Regions from separate parts of the Mus musculus genome. Here region 1 is linked to region 2. The links are chromatin loops, found by intact Hi-C in ENCODE. Cell type or tissue: gastrocnemius. All regions are shown on one strand. Each heading gives the region's core, and the rest is flanking DNA. Links, peaks and the distances in the headings are about the cores only.

Region 1 (5,000 bases), core at 1-5,000, 56 kb before region 2:
TAATAAAAAAGTCAGAATCATGTGATTTTATATTTTACATGTTCTTAATACTTTCAAGTTAATTATACATAAGGCTGGAGAGAGAGAGACCAGCAGTTCAAAGCTCATACTGCCTTTGCAGAGGACCCAAGTTTGTCCCAGTACCCAAATGGAGCAGCTCACAACTGCGTGAAGCTGCAGTTCAAGGACAGTGTGACACCTCTCACCTCCAAGGGCACCTGTACTCATGTGTACAGAGGCATATCAAAGATAAAAATAATATAGCATAGTTATACATATATAAGTTACAAATGGATAAATAAGTGGGAACATTCACACCCATCACAAGTAAGGGGGCTGGGAATAGGGCTCAGAGGGGCAAGGCTTACTTAGCCTGCATAGGCCGAAGTTCCATTCCTGGCTTGGGGAAAGATAACTTATAGATCTGCTCCTCTGGAAATCGCATGAACCTTTCGGGGCACCCTTGCCTAGTTCACAGCAGAGTTGTCAACTTTTTAACGCCTTTGTCTTTATTCTCATACTCAGAAAATACAAACTTTATGAGAATAAGGAAATATTAAAATGTGAAATGTTCGCAGAGATGATGGTTTGAATGAAAATGACCTCCCCCCACAGGTTTGTATATTTTAATACTTGATCACCAGTTGGTAGAATTATCTGAGAAGGGTTAAAAGAAAAGAGTGGCCTCATTGGAGGAGCTGTGTCACTTGCTGGCACGCTTTGAGGTTTCAAATAAGTTATGCGAGCCCCATTGCTGTCTCTGAGCCTCCTGCCTGTGGAGGATCAAGCCCGTGAGCTCTCAGCCGTTCTGGTCAACATTCCTTTGCTCCATCATCACAGACTCTTAACCACAAGCTCTGAAACCATGAGGCCAAGTAAATGTTTTGTTTCATAAGCTATCATGTCCATGGTGTTTTGTTGCAGCAACAGAAAAGTAACTAAGACAACAGACATAAAATACCAAAGGGAAAAAAGGTCTTAACTAGCTTCATGAAATATGAGGTCTCCACGTAATCAAACCAAACTTAAGAGTACCTCTGAAAATTGGGTTTGGCATGTCCTCACAGCCAGCTGATGTACACACATAAAATGGACAGCCAATCATGGTCTAAATCGGAGTAGACATTGTACCCCTGCCCTGCCGGAAATCATCACGACAGAGTGGTAGTATGAGCTGTCTGGCTTCCCCAGGAAACACACCGAGCCACCCGCTCTGCTAAGAACGAGTTACCTGGATTGGTCAGCTTCTCCTCCAACTCGGCCTGCGTGGTCACACTCTCAGACTTCGGGGAATGGATGATCAGCACGACAGAACCTGCGCAGCTTAGCAGACAGCCCAACTTGCCCAAGATGTTGAGCTTTTCCTTCAGAAGGTAAGAAGCTAAAATGGACCTTCAATTAAGGAAAAGAAATCATTATAGTTTAAGTCAAACTTGTTTTTACTAGTTGAAGATACTTTATCTAGAAGATTCATACTTTTTTAATAGGTGTATTTTATTTTCATTGTTTTTTTTTTAATGTTTTTATTTGTATTTTAGCACTGGGAATCAAATCCAGGGCCCTGTGTATGCTTTAACACTGAGCACCATGTACATCCTGCCCAGCATTCACTTTTTACAAAGAGAAAAACGAACTTTCCCATTAGATATTTATTGAAGTTTTTTTTTTCAGCACAATTGGGTTTTTATACATTTTCATGTATAACCAATATGTAGATTGTAACATCGTAACTCATATCATGGAATAGTTTTAATTATCATATAGATATAAAATATATGAGAAGAGGAAATTTTATTATTGACCAAAAAATTTCTTCTTTACTTAAAAAAAAAAAACAAATAACACACATAGACACAAAATAAATAAATAAATAAATAAACAAATAAATAAATTCAGAAATGCTAACAGCAACTGAAGTATGGAAGAAGGAATACAGAATGGTTACTTCTCACTAACATTCAAAACTTAAAAGATCTGGCACTATTTCTTCAAATACAGGAAATGTGTAGGTATCAGTGTGTTCATCTCTTTTCCCTTTACAACATCAGCATCCAACCTGAATGGGGAAAAATGGGCTTCCACTAGGTCATTCCTATTGTGCTGTTATTAATACCGAAGATATTCAGAGGACATGACCATCCAAGAACAGGATGCAATGGTTCATGGTTATACTGGATTATTTACTTTGACCAATAGTCCCCAGACAGGATCCACATAGAAACTAAGGCTACAAGCTAATGAAGAAGCAGGAGAAATGTCCCTTATTCTTGCTGAAATGAACTGATAATAGACAGTTGACAGGGGAAAAAAGTACCCAAAATCATCTAGTGTGTATTATCATTTGTATTTTTTAGGGAAACAAAGTTAAACGAGACAGAACGTCACTGTGTAGTCCCGGCTGGCCTCTGCTTTAGTCTCCCATGAGCCACTACACTCAGGCAGTTCACATCATAAATGTCTTGTCAATGGCTGGGCATTAACATAGTTTCCAGCCTGCGATGTTACTGGGAAAGTGAGTCATCAGAAAAGGAAGGCAGAGGTCTAAAGCGAGGCTTCGAAGAGGGAACTGGAACCGTAATAAAATACGGTTCCATACGGGCAGAAGGGAGGGGGCTGCCTTGGGGAATCCAAGCAAACAGCAAGCAGAAAGCGGCCAGGAGAGGGCAGCAGTGGGTAGAGAAAGAACCAAGTGCATGAAAGGTCATAATGAAACCCATCACTCTGGGTCCCAACTAAAAAAATTAATTAAAAATACTTACAAACAAAACCAGAAAAATAAATAAATAAAATTAAGGCTATATGGTTAGAACTTAAACGTTGCCTTCCCAGGGGATGAGAGAGAGGTATGTGGCTGCAGGGCAAGACTGAAGAAGTGGATGAGCAGGGCTCCTCTCAGCCCTGGGAGGAGGTAGCCTTGAGCCACAGTAACTGAGGAACAAAAAAAACTTGTCTTTTGCAGAGAATCAGTTGATTTTTTCAGATGCCCTTAACAGGTGCCTGAGTAAGGTGATGATGCTCGACTCTAGACTCTCTCTCGGTCAGTGGCTCGCCTTTCCTAGTTATTCAATACTGGGAGGGGGTTATTAGTAAGTGTAAATTAAGATTACATCTACTTTGGAAGAAATATACTAAGTGAACTGAGAAATCCTTAACTTGTACTTTGTTAAACAAAGAGAATGGAAGATGACTAGACAGACCAGGGGTAAGAAGGCACAGGTTAGCGACCAGAGTTGGAAGGCTCACCCTGTCAACACACCACACCTGGGGCTATCATTTTCTGAATACCTGCACATAGTTCCCACCTCCTGTCTTATACTACTTTGTGTGAAGTCAACACAGTATACTATACTATACTGTACCTACAGTTTCGCCCTAAAGGAGGCCTAGTCATCCAGTTTGGAAAGTAAACTGCATTGCTGAGATAATATAATGAGAAAACCATGGCAAAAACATGCCTATATCTTAAATCAGGGCTCATATTTTTGACTACTTGATCCCTAGTTGGTGGAACTGTTTGGAAAGGGATTAGGGGTGTGACCTTGCTGGAGGAAGTGTGAGACTGGTGGAGGGCTTTGAGGTTTCAAAAGGCTGGAACCATTTCCAGTGCTGTCTCTGCCCCCTGCTTATGGATCAACCAACAAACTCTGCAGCTGTCCCTTTGCTCTGCCATTGTGGACTCTCACCCTCTGAAACTGTAAGCCAAAGTGAACACTTTTTGCTTTATAAGTTGCCTTGATCAAGGTGCTTTGCCACAGCAATAGAAAAGTAATAAAGGTAGGGGTCTATGTTGCTGCCCAAAGAATCATGAACACAAGGGGGAGGGTCACAGAACAAAAACCAGAGCTAGGTTCACCTGGGACAGCCATCAGACTGTGCCATGGTTGAAAGGGCCTGCCATAAACAAAAGCGGAAAGATAATGAGCCTGGGTCACAAGGCCAGATCACCTCCCACCCCACTGCAAAAGACCAGAATGCAATAGCCACACGTAAAAGTTGGTTATTAAAAAAAGAGTTGGTTATTGATGACTTATAAGTCTTATATACGGAAGTACAAGTTCCTTATCGTACACATAATTTGAGACTTTTTTTTTCCCTATTCTGAATGTTCTTTTCTTGATGGCAGTTTCTGGAACATAGTGTTTAAAATGTTTATTCATGTGTTGTGTATGTGTGTGTACGCGAAAATTCTATAGTCCGCATTATGTTAGAGGTCAGAGGACAACTTAGGGAAGTTTGTTTACTTAATGTGGACTCTAGGAGTGAACGGAGGTCATCCACCAGGTCTGGCAGCAAACCTGATGGCAGTAAAGATATCTCTACCTGCCGAGTCTTCGCACTAGACCACTGGTTATTTTAAATTTATTCTTTTTATCAGTTTCATACAAGATACAATGCACCTTGATTAGGTCTACCCCAACTCCTTCCTGCCACTCACCCTGGACATCCCAATCAAGTCTCCCTCCAACCTTCATTTCTCTGCAGAATAGACATTTTAAGTTTGGTATATAGTTTATTTTTTCTTCATGTGATTCTGGTATCATACTTAAATAGCCCATTCCCTGATTAAAAATTATAGTGACTTAAACTGTTGTTGTTTTTTTTTTCTAGGAGTCTGCCAGTTTTAGCTCTTGGACAGATTTTGAGTTCCTTTTTGTGTGGTGAGATAAAAGCAACAACTTTGAATATTTGCATGCCAATGTCAGCCTGTTTGTTGGCCCCATTTGGTTTCTTTCTCCATTCTGGCAGTGCTGGGGTCAAGCTTAGGAGCTTGCATGTGCTCAGAACAATGCTGAGTCGACGTGGCAAAAGTGGACACACATGAGCTACCGCCCCAGCCCTTCAGCACAGTTTTTAGAAAGCCTAGTCTTTCTTATAGAGTTAGTTCAGTATTTCTGGTAAGAAATAATTGTAAGACTATCAGTGTATCTCTGAAATCCCAATCCTATTTTTATCAATTTGTATACCTGGCCATAATCCAGGTTTTGATTTCTGTAGTGTTT
Region 2 (16,579 bases), core at 8,669-13,668:
GCATACTCTGACAAGAGACAGCTATATCAGGGTCCTTTCAGCATAATCTTGCTAGTGTATGCAATGGTTTCAGCATTTGGAAGCTGATTATGGGATGGATCCCCGGATATGCTAGTGTCTACATGGTCCATCCTTTTATCTCAGCTCCAAACTTTGTCTCTGTAACTCCTTCCAAGGGTGTTTTGTTCCCACTTCTAAGGAGGGGCATAGTGTTCACACTTCAGTCTTCATTTTTCTTGAGTTTCATGTGTTTAGGAAATTGTATCTTATATCTTGGGTATCTTAGGTTTTGGGCTAATATCCACTTATCAGTACATATTGTGTGAGTTCCTTTGTGAATGTGTTACCTCACTCAGGATGATGCCCTCCAGGTCCATCCATTTGGCTAGGAATTTCATAAATTCATTCTTTTTAATAGCTGAGTAGTACTCCATTGTGTAGATGTACCACATTTTCTGTATCCATTCCTCTGTTGAGGGGCATCTGGGTTCCTTCCAGCTTCTGGCTATTATAAATAAGGCTGCTATGAACATAGTGGAGCATGTGTCCTTCTTACCAGTTGGGGCATCTTCTGGATATATGCCCAGGAGAGGTATTGCTGGATCCTCCGGTAGTACTATATCCAGTTTTCTGAGGAACCGCCAGACTGGTTTCCATAGTGGTTGTACAAGCCTGCAATCCCACCAACAATGGAGGAGTGTTCCTCTTTCTCCACATCCACGCCAGCATCTGCTGTCACCTGAATTTTTGATCTTAGCCATTCTGACTGGTGTGAGGTGGAATCTCAGGGTTGTTTTGATTTGCATTTCCCTGATGATTAAGGATGTTGAGCATTTTTTCAGGTGCTTCTCTGCCATTCGGTATTCCTCAGGTGAGAATTCTTTGTTCAGTTCTGAGCCCCATTTTTTAGTGGGGTTATTTGATTTTCTGAAGTCCACCTTCTTGAGTTCTTTATATATGTTGGATATTAGTCCCCTATCTGATTTAGGATAGGTAAAGATCCTTTCCCAATCTGTTGGTGGTCTTTTTGTCTTATTGACGGTGTCTTTTGCCTTGCAGAAACTTTGGAGTTTCATTAGGTCCCATTTGTCAATTCTCGATCTTACAGAGCAAGCCATTGCTGTTCTGTTCAGGAATTTTTCCCCTGTACCCATATCTTCAAGGCTTTTCCCCACTTTCTCCTCTATAAGTTTCAGTGTCTCTGGTTTTATGTGAAGTTCCTTGATCCACTTAGATTTGACCTTAGTACAAGGAGATAAGTATGGATCGATTCGCATTCTTCTACATGATAACAACCAGTTGTGCCAGCACCAATTGTTGAAAATGCTGTCTTTCTTCCACTGGATGGTTTTAGCTCCCTTGTCGAAGATCAAGTGACCATAGGTGTGTGGGTTCATTTCTGGGTCTTCAATTCTATTCCATTGGTCTACTTGTCTGTCTCTATACCAGTACCATGCAGTTTTTATCACAATTGCCCTGTAGTAAAGCTTTAGGTCAGGCATGGTGATTCCACCAGAGGTTCTTTTATCCTTGAGAAGAGTTTTTGCTATCCTAGGTTTTTTGTTATTCCAGATGAATTTGCAAATTGCTCCTTCTAATTCGTTGAAGAATTGAGTTGGAATTTTGATGGGGATTGCATTGAATCTGTAGATTGCTTTTGGCAAGATAGCCATTTTTACAATGTTGATCCTGCCAATCCATGAGCATGGGAGATCTTTCCATCTTCTGAGATCTTCTTTAATTTCTTTCTTCAGAGACTTGAAGTTTTTATCATACAGATCTTTTACTTCCTTAGTTAGAGTCACGCCGAGATATTTTATATTATTTGTGACTATTGAGAAGGGTGTTGTTTCCCTAATTTCTTTCTCAGCCTGTTTATTCTTTGTGTAGAGAAAGGCCATTGCCTTGTTTGAGTTAATTTTATATCCAGCTACTTCACCAAAGCTGTTTATCAGGTTTAGGAGTTCTCTGGTGGAATTTTTAGGGTCACTTATATATACTATCATATCATCTGCAAAAAGTGATATTTTGACTTCCTCTTTTCCAATTTGTATCCCCTTGATCTCCTTTTGTTGTCGAATTGCTCTGGCTAATACTTCAAGTACTATGTTGAAAAGGTAGGGAGAAAGTGGGCAACCTTGTCTAGTCCCTGATTTTAGTGGGATTGCTTCCAGCTTCTCTCCATTTGATGTTGGCTACTGGTTTGCTGTAGATTGCTTTTATTATGTTTAGGTATGGGCCTTGAATTCCTGATCTTTCCAAAACTTTTATCATGAATGGGTGTTGGATCTTGTCAAATGCTTTTTCTGCATCTAACGAGATGATCATGTGGTTTTTGTCTTTGAGTTTGTTTATATAATGGATTACATTGATGGATTTTCGTATATTAAACCATCCCTGCATCCCTGGAATAAAACCTACTTGGTCAGGATGGATGATTTCTTTAATGTGTTCTTGGATTCGGTTAGCGAGAATTTTATTAAGGACTTTTGCATCGATATTCATAAGAGAAATTGGTCTGAAGTTCTCTATCTTTGTTGGATCTTTCTGTGGTTTAGGTATCAGAGTAATAGTGGCTTCATAAAATGAGTTGGGTAGAGTACCTTCTACTTCTATCTTGTGAAATAGTTTGTGCAGAACTGGAATTAGATCTTCTTTGAAGGTCTGATAGAACTCTGCACTAAACCCATCTGGTCCTGGGCTTTTTTTGGCTGGGAGACTATTAATAACTGCTTCTATTTCTTTAGGGGATATGGGACTGTTTAGAAGGTCAACTTGATCCTGATTCAACTTTGGTACCTGCTATCTGTCCAGAAATTTGTCCATTTCGTCCAGGTTTTCCAGTTTTGTTGAGTATAAGCTTTTGTAGAAAGATCTGATGGTGTTTTGGATTTCTTCAGGATCTGTTGTTATGTCTCCCTTTTCATTTCTGATTTTGTTGATTAGGATTTTGTCCCTTTGCCCTCTAGTGAGTCTAGCTAAGGGCTTATCTATCTTGTTGATTTTCTCAAAGAACCAACTCCTCGTTTGGTTAATTCTTTGAATAGTTCTTCTTGTTTCCACTTGGTTAATTTCACCCCTGAGTTTGATTATTTCCTGCCGTCTACTCCTCTTGGGTGAATTTGCTTCCTTTTTTTCTAGAGCTTTTAGATGTGTTGTCAAGCTGCTAGTATGTGCTCTCTCCCGTTTCTTCTTGGAGGTACTCAGAGCTATGAGTTTCCCTCTTAGAAATGCTTTCATTGTGTCCCAAAGGTTTGGGTACGTTGTGGCTTCATTTTCATTAAACTCTAAAAAGTCTTTAATTTCTTTCTTTATTCCTTCCTTGACCAAGGTATCATTGAGAAGAGTGTTGTTCAGTTTCCACGTGAATGTTGGCTTTCCATTCTTAATGTTGTTATTGAAGATCAGTCTTAGGCCATGGTGGTCTGATAGGATACATGGGACAATTTCAATATTTTTGTATCTGTTGAGTCCTATTTTGTGACCAATTATATGGTCAATTTTGGAGAAGGTCCCGTGAGGTGCTGAGAAGAAGGTATATCCCTTTGTTTTAGGATTAAATATTCTGTAGATATCTGTCAGGTCCATTTGTTTCATAACTTCTGTTAGTTTCACTGTGTCCCTGTTTAGTTTCTGTTTCCACGATCTGTCCATTGATGAAAGTGGTGTGTTGAGGTCTCCCACTATTATTGTGTGAGGTGCAATGTGTGCTTTGAGCTTTACTAAAGTGTCTTTAATGAATGTGGCTGCCCTTGCATTTGGAGCGTAGATATTCAGAATTGAGATTTCCTCTTGGAGGATTTTACCTTTGATGAGTATGAAGTGTCCCTCCTTGTCTTTTTTGATAACTTTGGGTTGGAAGTCGATTTTATCCGATATTAGAATGGCTACTCCAGCCTGTTTCTTCAGACCATTTGCTTGGAAAATTGTTTTCCAGCCTTTCACTCTGAGGTAGTGTCTGTCTTTTTCCCTGAGATGGGTTTCCTGTAAGCAGCAGAATGTTGGGTCCTGTTTGTGTAGCCAGTCTGTTAGTCTATGTCTTTTTATTGGGGAATTGAGTCCATTGATATTAAGAGATATTAAGGAAAGGTAATTGTTGCTTCCTGTTATTTTTGTTGTTAAAGTTGGCATTCTGTTCTTGTGGCTGTCTTCTTTTAGGTTTGTTGAGGGATTATCTTCTTGTTTTTTCTAGGGCGTGGTTCCCGTCCTTGTATTGGTTTTTTTCTGTTATTATCCTTTGAAGGGCTGGATTCGTGGAGAGATAATGGGTGAATTTAGTTTTGTCGTGGAATACTTTGGTTTCTCCATCTATGGTAATTGAGAGTTTGGCTGGGTATAGTAGCCTGGGCTGGCATTTGTGTTCTCTTAGTGTCTGTATAACATCTGTCCAGGCTCTTCTGGCTTTCATAGTCTCTGGTGAAAAATCTGGTGTAATTCTGATAGGCTTGCCTTTATATGTTACTTGACCTTTTTCCCTTACTGCTTTTAGTATTCTATCTTTATTTAGTGCATTTGGTGTTCTGATTATTATGTGTCGGGAGGAATTTCTTTTCTGGTCCAGTCTATTTGGAGTTCTGTAGGCTTCTTGTATGTTCATGGGCATCTCTTTCTTTAGATTTGGGAAGTTTTCTTCAATAATTTTGTTGAAGATGTTTGCTGGTCCTTTGAGTTGAAAATCTTCATTCTCATCCACTCCTATTATCCGTAGGTTTGGTCTTCTCATTGTGTCCTGGATTTCCTGGATGTTTTGAGTTAGGATCTTTTTGCATTTTCCATTTTCTTTGATTGTTGTGCCGATGTTCTCTATGGAGTCTTCTGCACCTGAGATTCTCTCTTCCATCTCTTGTATTCTGTTGCTGATGCTGGCATCTATGGTTCCAGATTTCTTTCCTAGGTTTTCTATCTCCAGCGTTGCCTCATTTTGGGTTTTCTTTATTGTGTCTACTTCCCTTTTTAGGTCTAGTATGGTTTTGTTCATTTCCATCACCTGTTTGGATGTGTTTTCCTGTTTTTCTATAAGGACTTCTACCTGTTTGGTTGTGTTTTCCTGTTTTTCTTTAAGGACTTGTAACTCTTTAGCAGTGTTTTCCTGTTTTTCTTTAAGGACTTGTAACTCTTTAGCAGTGTTCTCCTGTATTTCTTTAAGTGAGTTATTGAATTCCTTCTTTATGTCCTCTACCATCATCATGAGATATGCTTTTAAATCCAGGTCTACCTTTTCAGGTGTGTTAGGGTGTCCTGGATTGGGCGAAGTGGGCGTTCTGGGTTCTGATATTGGTGAGTGGTCCTGGCTTCTGTTAGTAGGATTCTTACGTTTACCTTTCGCCATCTGGCAATCTCTGGAGTTAGTTGTTATAGTTGTCTTTGTTAAGAGATTGTTCCTCTGTTGATTTTGTTACCCTCTATCAGCAGGCGTGGGAGACAAGCTCTCTTCTCTGAGTTTCAGTGGTCAGAGCAGTCTCTGTAGGCAAGCTCTCCTCTTTCAGGGAAGGTGTACAGTTATCTGGTGTTTGGACCTCCTCCTGGCTGAAGGTGAAGGCCCAAAACAGGATCTTTCCCAGAAGCTGTGTTGCTTTGGCCAGGAAGGTGGCCAGTTGTCTGGAGTCGAAGATGTCGCCGCCTGAGAAGCTCTGTGGCTCTTGTCCGGAAGGAGGCCGGCCGTCTGGAGCTGAGGATGGCACTGCTTCAGAAGCTCTGTGGCTCTTGCCGAGAAGGTGGCTGGTTGTCTGGAGCTGAAGATGGCGCCGCCCAGAAGCTCTGCGACTCTCGCCCGTCCCAGAAACGGCTGGCACTCTGTATTCCACACGGTCACCCGTGCAGCCTGCCCTCCGCGGAGTCCCGGAGCCAAGAAGGCTCCCGCCGGCGCCTGTGCCACAAACCTCTCAGGCCAGGCAGACCCCCGTGCTCTCACCAGGAAGGTGGCCGGCTGTCTGGAGCTGAAGATGGCGCCGCCCAGAAGCTCTGCGACTCTCGCCCGTCCTAGAAACGGCTGGCACTCTGTATTCCACACGGTCACCCGTGCAGCCTGCCCTCCACGGAGTCCCGGAGCCAAGAAGGCTCCCGCCGGCGCCTGTGCCACAAACCTCTCAGGCCGGGCAGACCCCCGTGCTCTCACCAGGAAGGTGGCCGGCTGTCTGGAGCTGAAGATCTGTAGTGAGTTCTTGAGTGCCAGAGCCATGTCACGCATTTAACATAGCCTTCCTTAGCTGTCCTCCCTGCCACAATGCTTCCCAAGCCTGGTGTGTGTGTGTGTGTGTGTGTGTGTATGTATGTGTGTGTGTGTGTGTGTATGTATGTGTGCATGTGTGTGTGCATGTGTGTATGCACGTGTATGTCTTTGTATGTTTGTGTGTGTGTATGTATGTATGTGTGCGTGCATGTGTATATGCATGTGTATGTCTTTGTGTGTTTGTGTGTGTGTATGTATGTGTGTGTGTGCATGTGTGTATGCATATGTCTTTGTGTGTTTGTGTGTGTGTATGAATGTGTGTGTGTGCATGTGTGTATGCATATGTCTTTGTGTGTTTGCGTGTATGTTTGTGTGTGTGTGTGTGTGTGTGTGTGTGTGTGTGGTATAAACATCTTCTTTAAGGCCTAACACTCAGCATCCACTTGTCCCCAGCACATTGACAAGTCATGAGTCTCTGCCTCTCTGCCATGGAAGAATGTTACTTGCTTATCATTGCTTGCTTGACCACTTTTTTTTTTTTTGACATAAAACTAGCCCTGACAGTTGGATAAGAAAGCTAGCTGCAGGGCCGGGTGTGGTGGTGCCTTTAATCTCAGCACTTGGGAGGCAGAGGCAGGCGGATTTCTGAAAGAAAAAAAAAAAAAAAAAGAAGAAGAAAGCTAGCCGAAAGTGAGGCAGTCAGCTGCATTTCCCCACCATTTCTATCTCAGTTCCTGCCATGACTTTCCTCAATGACAGATGGCGACCTGGAAGTGTAAGACAAACCTTCTTATGTTGCTTATGGCCAGAGTGGTTGTTTTTAGTTTTAAATCAAGAAAATGAAATTTTTATTATGTAAAGTACATTTAATGAAAATTACCAACAGTTCCAAAGCAGGCTTTAAATAGACTGACAAGAAGCTATTTCTTTTCATTATGATTAAAAAAAAATGACAAGTTAACATGTTGATTCTTCTAAAAGTCAACTTATATATTTAATACAATCTTTTTAAAAAGCATACTTTTTCATGATCTTTTTTATTTGTTTGTTTGTTTTTGTTTTGTTTTTTTTCGAGACAGTGTTTCTCTGTGTAGCCCTGGCTGTCCTGGAACTCACTTTGTAGACCAGATTGGCCTCAAACTCCGAAATCTGCCTGCCTCTTCCTCCCGAGTGCTGGGATTAAAGGCGTGCACCACTACACCCGGTGTTTTTTCATGATCTTGATGAACTTATTCTAATGATAGAAGTCAGGAAAATGCATGTGAGTTCTAGGCTCATAGGACAGTCATAATCATTCAAAGGGGCTGAATACAGATGCATGCCTTTAAAATTACTTTGGTTTTTTAGATTATAATTACATCATTTCCCTCTTTTCTTTCCTTTTTCCAAACCCTCCCAGATACCCTGTCTTTGCTCTCTTTCAAATTTATGGCTTTTTAATTAATTGTTATTCCATTCATATATGTATATACATATATACTCCTAAATATAATCTGATCAATCTATATCATGTCACTCATATGCATATATTCAGGGTTGATCATTTGGTACTGGATAACTAATTGGTGTGTTTTCCCCTAGGGAAGACTGTCAGGATCCTGAGTTGCCTGTAGTTCTTTATGTATAGTTGAGGCTTCATGGGTTTTCCCTCACCCACGTTGGCATGTCTGTTGCTATTGCTCTGGTTCAGCTTATGTTTAGGCAGCCACGTTGGTGAGAAGTTACAGGTGTCGCTTCTATCATTCCTACTGAACAGCATCTCAAAGCAAACTCCGTGATCCTCTGATTCTTACAGTCTTTCTCCCGCTTCCTCCACAATGTTCTCTGAGCACTGGATGCAGGAGTTGTTTTGTAGATGTATCCATTGGGACTGTGTTGCACAACTCTGCACTTTGATAGGCTGTGGTTTTCTGCAATGGTCTCCATCTGCTGCAAAGAGAAGTTTTCTTTGATGAGGGATGAGGATGACATTTACCTGTGGGTATAGGGACAAATATTTAGAATGTAGTTAGTAGTTATGTTGTTTTAGTAAAGTACTAGTTGTAGGTTCTTCTCTAAAACATAACTTCACTAGCCTTGGCTAATTATCATTCCTTTCTCATGGAATGGGTCCTAAGAACAATTTGAGAGTTGTTGGTCACTGCCAAGACATGCATACCACGCCACTATTACACCCTTAGGCTTCTCCTATTGTTGAACCACGCTGATCATTGTTATGGTTCACAGGTGTCACTGATGGGTAGGACTCTTGGTTGCTTCCCTCCTTTGGAAGTTTACATGGTGCCTTCTGCTACTATGAAAGCTAGTCAGCTAGTCTTCAGGAAGAAGGCATTCATGTCAGTTCTAGCTCAGGGTCCTCAGAGCTCTGCATCTGAAGTGCATGGTGTCTTCAGCAATAGGGACTTACCTTTCATCTCTAGGTGTGGTTGGCAGCTAAGAGCAATAGTCATAGCCTGCAATGTTTTGGGAGTCTCTTGGACAACCCTGATAGCTGGATTATTTTATCATAGCAACAGAAAATCAAACTAGAAAAATGTATTATATGGGTGGAGTGTTGACAAAATTTTGGCTAAGAAGAGCAAGAATGGGAAGAGATTAAAAAAATATAATCAGATAGTCTAGCATAGTCTTCACTCTTAGAAGGCTGAGACAAAAAGACCCTGCAAATAAGGTCAACATGTGGTCTTTGGAAAGTTTTAATAAGAAAAGTGAAAGAGAGAGAAGAGAGAAAGGATTGGGGGTGAAAAGAACAGATCACGATAGTGGATCTGCTAAATTCAGGGTATTAAATAATGGGAACTATATTTGACTAAGAGAGAGAGAGCTGAATGAAGGGACTACGTGGGGGTCTCAATCTTGAATCATTAGTCTTTTAGTCATCTTAGGGTGCTGCATCCCTCGTAAGTTGAGTTACACTTGGGAGCTGACAGTGGATGCTGGAAATGTCTGAGAATTTTTATTTTCTATAAAAGTTAGTATGACAAAGGATTATATCACCTGAACAACCCTTTCTCTTTGCACCAATTAGCCAATCACTTTAGACCGTGAAGCCTGGCACCCATCAATTGGCTAAGTTAGTGTCATCACCTGCACTAGGAATGAACACCAGAGGTCATCTTAGTTATGTCTGCTTACTAGCTTCTTTAGGGTTCCAGAGAACCAATTTTGGGGGTTGGGGGGAAAGGGCCTTTTTGCTTTGTTCATGTGTTTCTTTGTGCAACACCAAGATTTTTTTCTTTCCCACAATTTGGGAGCTTTTCCTATATTTTTAATTCATTTATGAATGTGTTCATATTCCTAACCTTGAAGAAGTCATGCTCCATACCTCATTGCTGTAGCTCCCAAGGTCATGAGCGAACTATACTCTCTTAGTAAGTAGTAATCCCAAGTTAGAATGATTCTCAGCAATGTGGGGAGCGCCCCAGAGAATACCTCAATGGCCAGGTCACTTGGGCAGAATAACAAGATAAGAATCACCTAGAATGGCAGAGCACTGCTTGGTGGTGGAAGTTGGGTAAGAGAGGAAATGAGAGGTACCACTGCCATAAAGAAAATGTGGAGTCCTGTTCATAGCTCCTGGGCCACTGGGGACTTCTGAAAAGGCAATGGCTAAAAGCAGGCAAGACAGGACAACACCCTACATGTGAATTAGTTGGAGACAGATGAAACATTCAGATTTAGAATGCAAGACACCTCCATTAGAGGGACTGAGATCGGCCATCAGCCTGGAAGAGACCTCTGTTAAGGGAAAAGGAAACCACTGATAGGCTAACTCTTGTGAAGCCAGGAAGAGAAATAATTTAGATAAAAAGATCTTTGGGGAAACAGAAACTTCCAGATAGGGGGGTCCAGAGGCTTCTCCACCTCATTCAATATACCCCTCGTGCCTCAAATAAGGAGAGATTGAACACTGGGAAGAGACTTCTACAACCCAAGTGCCTATCTTCTCTCTCTACACACAGGATTCTCCTTTCTTTCCCTCTCTATCATGTTCCCAGAGAGTTTGGGAGACTTGATAAGACTTAGGGGAACACCACTTATGGTTCCTCTTCTTCCTTCCTTCCTTCCTTTCTTTTTCTGTCTGTCTTTCTTTCTTTTTCTTTGTCTTTCTTTCTTCCTTTTTTCCTTCCTTCCTTCCTTCCTTCCTTCCTTTCTTTCTTTCTTTCTGGAGGGGGAGGGCAGGGTTTCTCTGTGTAGCCCTGGCTGTCCTGGAACTCACGCTATAGACCAGGCTGGCCTCAAACTCAGAAATCCACCTGCCTCTTCCTCCTGAGTGCTGGGATTAAAGGCATGCGCCACCACTGCCCGGCGCAGTTCCTTTTCTAACTGAGTAAAACCACCACACAAGACTGCTAAGGTTTTAAATCAGGATTAACTATTTTCCGTAAGTCAATTTTAGCTTTAAATTCCAGTCAAAACGCAGGGTCATAGATCTGTCTAGTTTTAGCCTACTAGGTTCTCAGATGTGACAAGATGGCATTTAGTAAACTCACCTTCTCCTACTCAGTTTCTTCATGTGCTCCGGAGCAACAGCGCCACCTATAGGCCCAGTGCTCACCTTTCGTTACTTTTGCTCTTAATGGATGGATTCCTTTCCTAGCAGCAGCTTGTGTCTAGGAGCTGAAGAGAGGTAAAAAGGTGATCCAAACAGAAGTTGCTTGATACTCACCATTACAATTTTTCCTCCTATATCTGTGCCAATCTAAAACAAATGTTTGGTTAGTGATGCCATTATGGTGGCAACAGCCATGTGGTTTGACTTCTGTTTTGGAGAGTGAGATCATTAAGGTGTTGGCAGCTGTGTTACTTCACTGCTACCTTGGTTAATGAAGCTGCATACCTTGGACCAAAATGGTGGCGTCTATATAATTTCCTAGTACCACTGAGCCTTCAGGGTATAACTACACCCCTAGAATGTCATGCACCTCAGGCATTCAGTCACATATCCCAATTCCATTTTCACACCCCCCTCTGCCTCGTGGGTTTTACTTTCCTGGATGCCTAATGAGATCATGGAAATTCAAAGCCCAAGCTGAGACTCCAAAGTGACCTCTATTGCCAAGTAATAAAGCCAAAATATTTTTATATCAGACTAAGGAGGCAGGGATATATGTATGTATGTATATATATATATATATATATATATATATATATATATATATATATATACACATATATGTATATATATGAATATATATTCATTTTAAATAAAAAACTATATAGTTTATTTATCTACTGGTTTCTAGAGGAGAAACTTGAGAGTTTTCTGAGCCCTGTGCCCCTAACAGTATCCAGTTACCAAAGAGAGCTGACAGAAATGGCTGACTTGGAAGGCTGGTATGACTTTTCGGCAGCCCAGGGGAAAACTTGGAAGAGTATACATCCCACCTGAGACAGCCAGGAGTTAGAGTAGGAAGCAAAGAAAAATCAGTCTTCTTGATTGGGATGCTGGGAATGAAGGCTATGCTGGGTCTTAACACCCAAACTTTCTCCCAATGTCTCCAAGCCTGTTTTTCTCTAATCGGGACAGAATTTTCTTTTCCTCCCTGTGACTCCTTTGTTCTATATCTGTTTCTGTCCCACAGGGCCTGCTAATTCTGCGTTTATTTTCCAGTTACAGTGATGTGGGCACACTAGGGAGAAAGAAGCAGTTGATGCCATCTCCTCCAAGTTCTTTGACTTGAGCATCATAGGCTTTCCAGGGCGTTCTTAGCTGAGTTCTGCTGGCTGCTGTACACATCAACTGGATGGTGGTGTACTGTGTGATCCAGTTCTCTATTGGCTACTTGTGCTCATTCAGAACCAAACGAATGGTTACAGGAGATAATTCTCTGGACTGTACAAGGAACAAAGAGAGTTATTTTGTTCCTGCCTTCTGTTTTCTGGAAGGTTTGCTTGGGACCTTACAAAGCTCCACAGTTGAACAGTATGCACACAGGTACTTATTGCATTGCCCTACTGTGGAGTTTGGATTCAGCCCTCTTTTCTTAAGGCAGTATTGTACAACAATAGCATGTGGGCCAAATAACTACCAGGTACCTAGGAACCTCTATATCTGCTTATAAAAGATTGGTACATCAATAAGAACATCTGTGTCTGCTCACAAAAGATTGTCACAGCTGGGCTCACTGACTATTGATAAAGATTAGGATGGCTGAATAATTATTTTCTCCCAGAACTGAAAATAGCAAGTCACACAAAGATATGTAAAAACTGAGAATTCGTGTGTCATGCTAAAATTTCTAAGTTCAAAAATATTCATTTGAGATCTCTGTTTAAATATAGATCTAATCAAAGTTTATCTAAAAGCTTTCCTTTTTGTTTTTACCCTCGCTTAATCTAATATTACACATAGTGAAAAGTCCTAGACTGGTGGCTGGAGAGATGTCACAGCAGTCATGAGCATGCACCATGGTTCAGTGCCCAACTCCCATCCCAGGCAATTCACTGCTTGTGGCTCCAACTCTGGGGAGATCTAATGCCTCTGGCTGCTTCATGCACTCGTATTGACAAGCACATACGCATACACAGACACACTGACATACACATAATTAAAATAAAAATAAATCTTAAAAAAGTACCAGACTGGTATAAGAACTGATCTTCTGCGCATTCAATTACTCTATTTAGAGACCAATACTAATGTCATCAGAAGGATTAATAAGGTTGAATATTTTTCCTTGCCCCCCCCCCCCAAAGTCAACTAGGTCCCAGGGAACTATGGGGCATTTCTCAAAATGACCTGTAACTGTGGGGGAATCACCTGTTCTTTTGTTTAAGGACGCCATGAGGGCCCACCAGTGAACTCTAACTAGTGTCCAGTCTACAACAAAGGATAACACAGAGCAAAATATTGCTGGATGCTTCCCAGTGAAGCCACAGCCAGGTCAAACAAGGCCTTTGACTTATCCTCACATAGACAGGACAACTGGTACAAGAAAGGCTAGAGGAGGCAGAGAGTTACTTCAAGCCCAAGTGATTCCTGAGTACCAAACTCTCAACTGGACTTAACAGTAACAACAACGACGACGACGAGACGACGACGACGACGACGACGACGACGACGACGACGACGACGACACGACGAGATGTATTTTGCCAATTTGAATGGTTTAAAACAGGAATAGCTTTATTCAGGAAAGTGTAACCAAAGGCTATGATGATTGATATGTTTCCTCAACAGTTCAAGGGACCGGTCTTAGTTCACTTTTATTGTTGTGATAAGCTCTACGATCAAAAGCTTTACAGCTTACAGTCCATCATGTAGAGAAGTCAGGGTAGAAACTCACGGCCGGAACCTGGAGGCAGGCAGGAACTGAGGCAGAGAAGACAGAGGCATGCGGCTTACTGGTTTGCTCCCTATGGCTTACTCAGCCTTTCTCTTATATATCCCCAAGTATGGTACCAGCCCCAGTGGGCTGAGTGGTCCCATGTCAATCATGAAACAAGAAATGCACAAATGAACTAGCTTGCCCAGGATTATACTCCACAGACAGTCTTTAATTTGTGAGATTTTTTTTATACTGCTATTTCTCGCTAATGATTTCTTCTTGATAAGAAAAATGCTGCTCAGGTATAATACTTTCAATATTTTAATATTGAATATTGCTGCGCTTATCTACAGCCCACTATTGTTTTAACATAAAAATTAAAACATGGCTAAGATTCTTTCTTCCCTCTATTTATATGCTGATTCTAGCTACTCCAAATGACCTGAATGCTGATCCTGGGTCCACGAGGAAGAACCAATACATTGGGAGCTCTTGATATCCCATCAAGAGATTCTAATGGAGCCTGGCAGTGGTGGTGCACGCCTTTAATCCCAGCACTTGGGAGGCAGAGGCAGGCGGGTTTCTTAGTTCAAAGCCAGCCTGGTCTACAGAGTGAGTTCCAGGACAACTAGGGCTACACAGAGAAACCCTGTCTCAACTCCCCCCCCCCAAAAGATTCTAATGGATTTTGACTTGGACATTTAAAACATATTCACTCTGGGGCTGGAGAGATGGCTCAGCGGTTAAAAGCACTGACTGCTCTTTCAGAGGTCCTGAGTTCAATTCCCAGCAGCCGCATGGTGGCTCACAGACATCTGTAATGAGATCTGATGCCCTATTTCTGGTGTGTCTGAAGAGAGCAATTGTGTATTATATACATAAAATAAATAAAGATTAAGAAAGCTCATATCCTCTCTTCTTGCTTCTCCTGGACCCTTGCCAAGGACTTATAAGGGTAATAACTTTTGCATTTAGTTCTCCCTCACATCAATTTCCAGGGACCAGAGAAGAACTCCAGTTCCTCTCTATACCTGTCTCCTATATGCAGTGACAATTCTGGAATTTTGGTTTCTTTTTTTTTTTTTAAAGGATTTATTCATTTCTTTCATGTATGTGAGTACACTGTCGCTGTTGTCAGACACACCAGAATAGGGCATCAGATCCCATTGCAGATGGTTGTGAGCCACCATGTGGTTGCTGGGAATTGAACTCAGGACCTCTGGAAGAGCAGTCAGTGCTCTTAACCGCTGAGCCATATCACCAGCCCGAATTTTGGTTTCTTTAAGAAACACAGAAATATTATAAGAATGTGCTTTTGTTTTAAGCCCAGGTGTGGAGTATGGGGCTGCTTCAGACTGTCCATAATAGATGACTATAATTTGCCTCATGCTGTAGCAGAGGCATGACTTTACAGCTGCAGATATTTTCTGAGATTGTATAACGTTTGGAATTCTGGGGACTTTCCAGAGGGTATATAATGCTAGGACTCAGAAAGGCAGGGTGGGTGGTTGTTGGCTGTTGTTGGTTGCGGTTTGTTAAGAAGTTATATGCAAAGATGAAACAGCAACAAGAAAAAAATTCGATATCTCCATGGAGAAGATCAAACTTACCCCAAGGAACTTGAAGCACATAATCAGGAGAACATAGTCTATTGATAATAGACTTTCCAACTCCTGACTTTATTCAGGGGTCCTCTTTTCTCTCTCATGTAGAGTTAGGGGGTGAAAGGGTGGAAGAAAGCAGCAGCAAAATAGCAAAAGTCAGATATAGTTATACAAATGAAACTACCACAACACACTTTTGGGATCTTTTAGATAGATCCACTGGAGGTATACCCTGACTGCCATGTCTGATGGGCCCGTTCTACTTAAAATAGTCAGACTGGTAATTATCCCAATTTCTTCATGTGAGTGCCACTTCTTCAGAGGAAGGGTGTGTAATTTAAAAAGGTAAAAAAAAAATTAGCTAGGGCAGTCCAGGGTAAAAATAATATAAAAACAAAACACACACCCACATTTCTCTCTTGCCAAAAAGCACAAACAGTCCTTGGTTCTCTTGGCACTTTGACCTTGGCCAGAAACCAGAGATGTCTAGAAAGTGTGTGCATGTGTGTGACCTCTAATCTGCCGCTTAAATAATTCTATCTCCTCAGAGGGAGAACAGTAAAAGAGCAGTAAAGCTCTATTAAGAGAAGACTGCTTGTCAGGAGAATAGAATCACTGCCAGGGTGAAGGCCTTACATTCCAGTTGAGACAAGTCTATGAGTCTTGGAACCCTAGTAAGGTGGGCTCACCTTAAGTCATGCTTGAGCCATCACTTAACAGTAATTTACCGTTAATCAACACATCACAAAGTCAGCATATGCTTGCTAACCTCAAAGGTAGTTAATGTGACAAGAACTCATACTCTCTGAATCTCCCTCTTTGCACTGATTAACCAATCATGTGGTTGTGAAGTCAGGCTCCTTCCAATGGGATAATGGGATGAGATACAGTCATCACCTGCATTTAGGGATACATAACAGGGAGCACCTTGGGCATGCCTGGCTTGGGATTTCAAGAACCCTTTTTTTTTTTGAAAAAAAAAAAAAGTCACCTTGCTGAGCTACTCTTGTTTTATTCATGTGTTCTTTTGTGTGACACAAGATTATTTTACTACAAACTAAAACCAGGTCCTCTGTAAAAGTAGCCAATATTCTTAATGTCCAAGCTATCTCTTCAGCCATGTATATTAAATTACTAAAGAATAGTTTCACCTTATCATGTTCTTAAACACAAATATCCTAAAGATGATAGGAGCCAAGTTATGAAGAATTTGACAAGGACAGTCTTCCCGAGGGACTGGAAGATAGACAGCTCCCTGGTAGACATGCACAAGAGAAAGGGGACCTTGGAATATTAATGTATTTTTTCTATTGAAACATTTAAGATAGCTGACTGCCTGCTTTCTTTCTCCTCTCCAAGATAAAGACTTAGTGGGTTTTTCCTATCAGAGAGACTGTTCAGTGAGAATTTCAAATCTCCCACTAACAGGGTGTCCAGTATGGAGAAACAGCCAGCCTCCCTTTCTTTGTCTAGATTATACATTTCCCTGCAATAGCCCAAACCAGCGAGTTTAGAGAGATAGAACTACTTATTGG

The links. Peaks named below come from ENCODE experiments on the same cell type or tissue, not always from the same donor. Only the 100,000 strongest peaks of a DNase experiment are listed, where the experiment ranks them.
Region 1: it touches region 2 in a loop (19-fold over the local background); 27 of 42 quality-filtered maps call a loop at or near these places.

Annotation. Positions count from the first base shown.
Region 1 is chr7:55,984,173-55,989,172 of GRCm38, forward strand. It overlaps Nipa1 (non imprinted in Prader-Willi/Angelman syndrome 1 homolog (human)), which reads right to left. Exons shown (of 5, transcript NM_153578.3): 4 at 1,232-1,392. Among named protein-coding and RNA genes, the nearest start is that of A230056P14Rik, 24 kb to the left of the region's middle. In gastrocnemius, for the core only: a CTCF peak has its summit at 2,658 (motif pointing right); a DNase peak (open chromatin) is centred at 2,659; H3K4me3 peaks cover 387 bases; H3K27ac peaks cover 390 bases.
Region 2 is chr7:56,031,852-56,048,430 of GRCm38, forward strand. It overlaps Gm34121 (predicted gene, 34121), which reads right to left. Exons shown (of 3, transcript NR_166588.1): 2 at 10,663-10,789; 3 at 6,987-8,098. Among named protein-coding and RNA genes, the nearest start is that of Gm34121, 9.9 kb to the right of the region's middle. In gastrocnemius, for the core only: a CTCF peak has its summit at 10,708 (motif pointing left); a DNase peak (open chromatin) is centred at 10,707.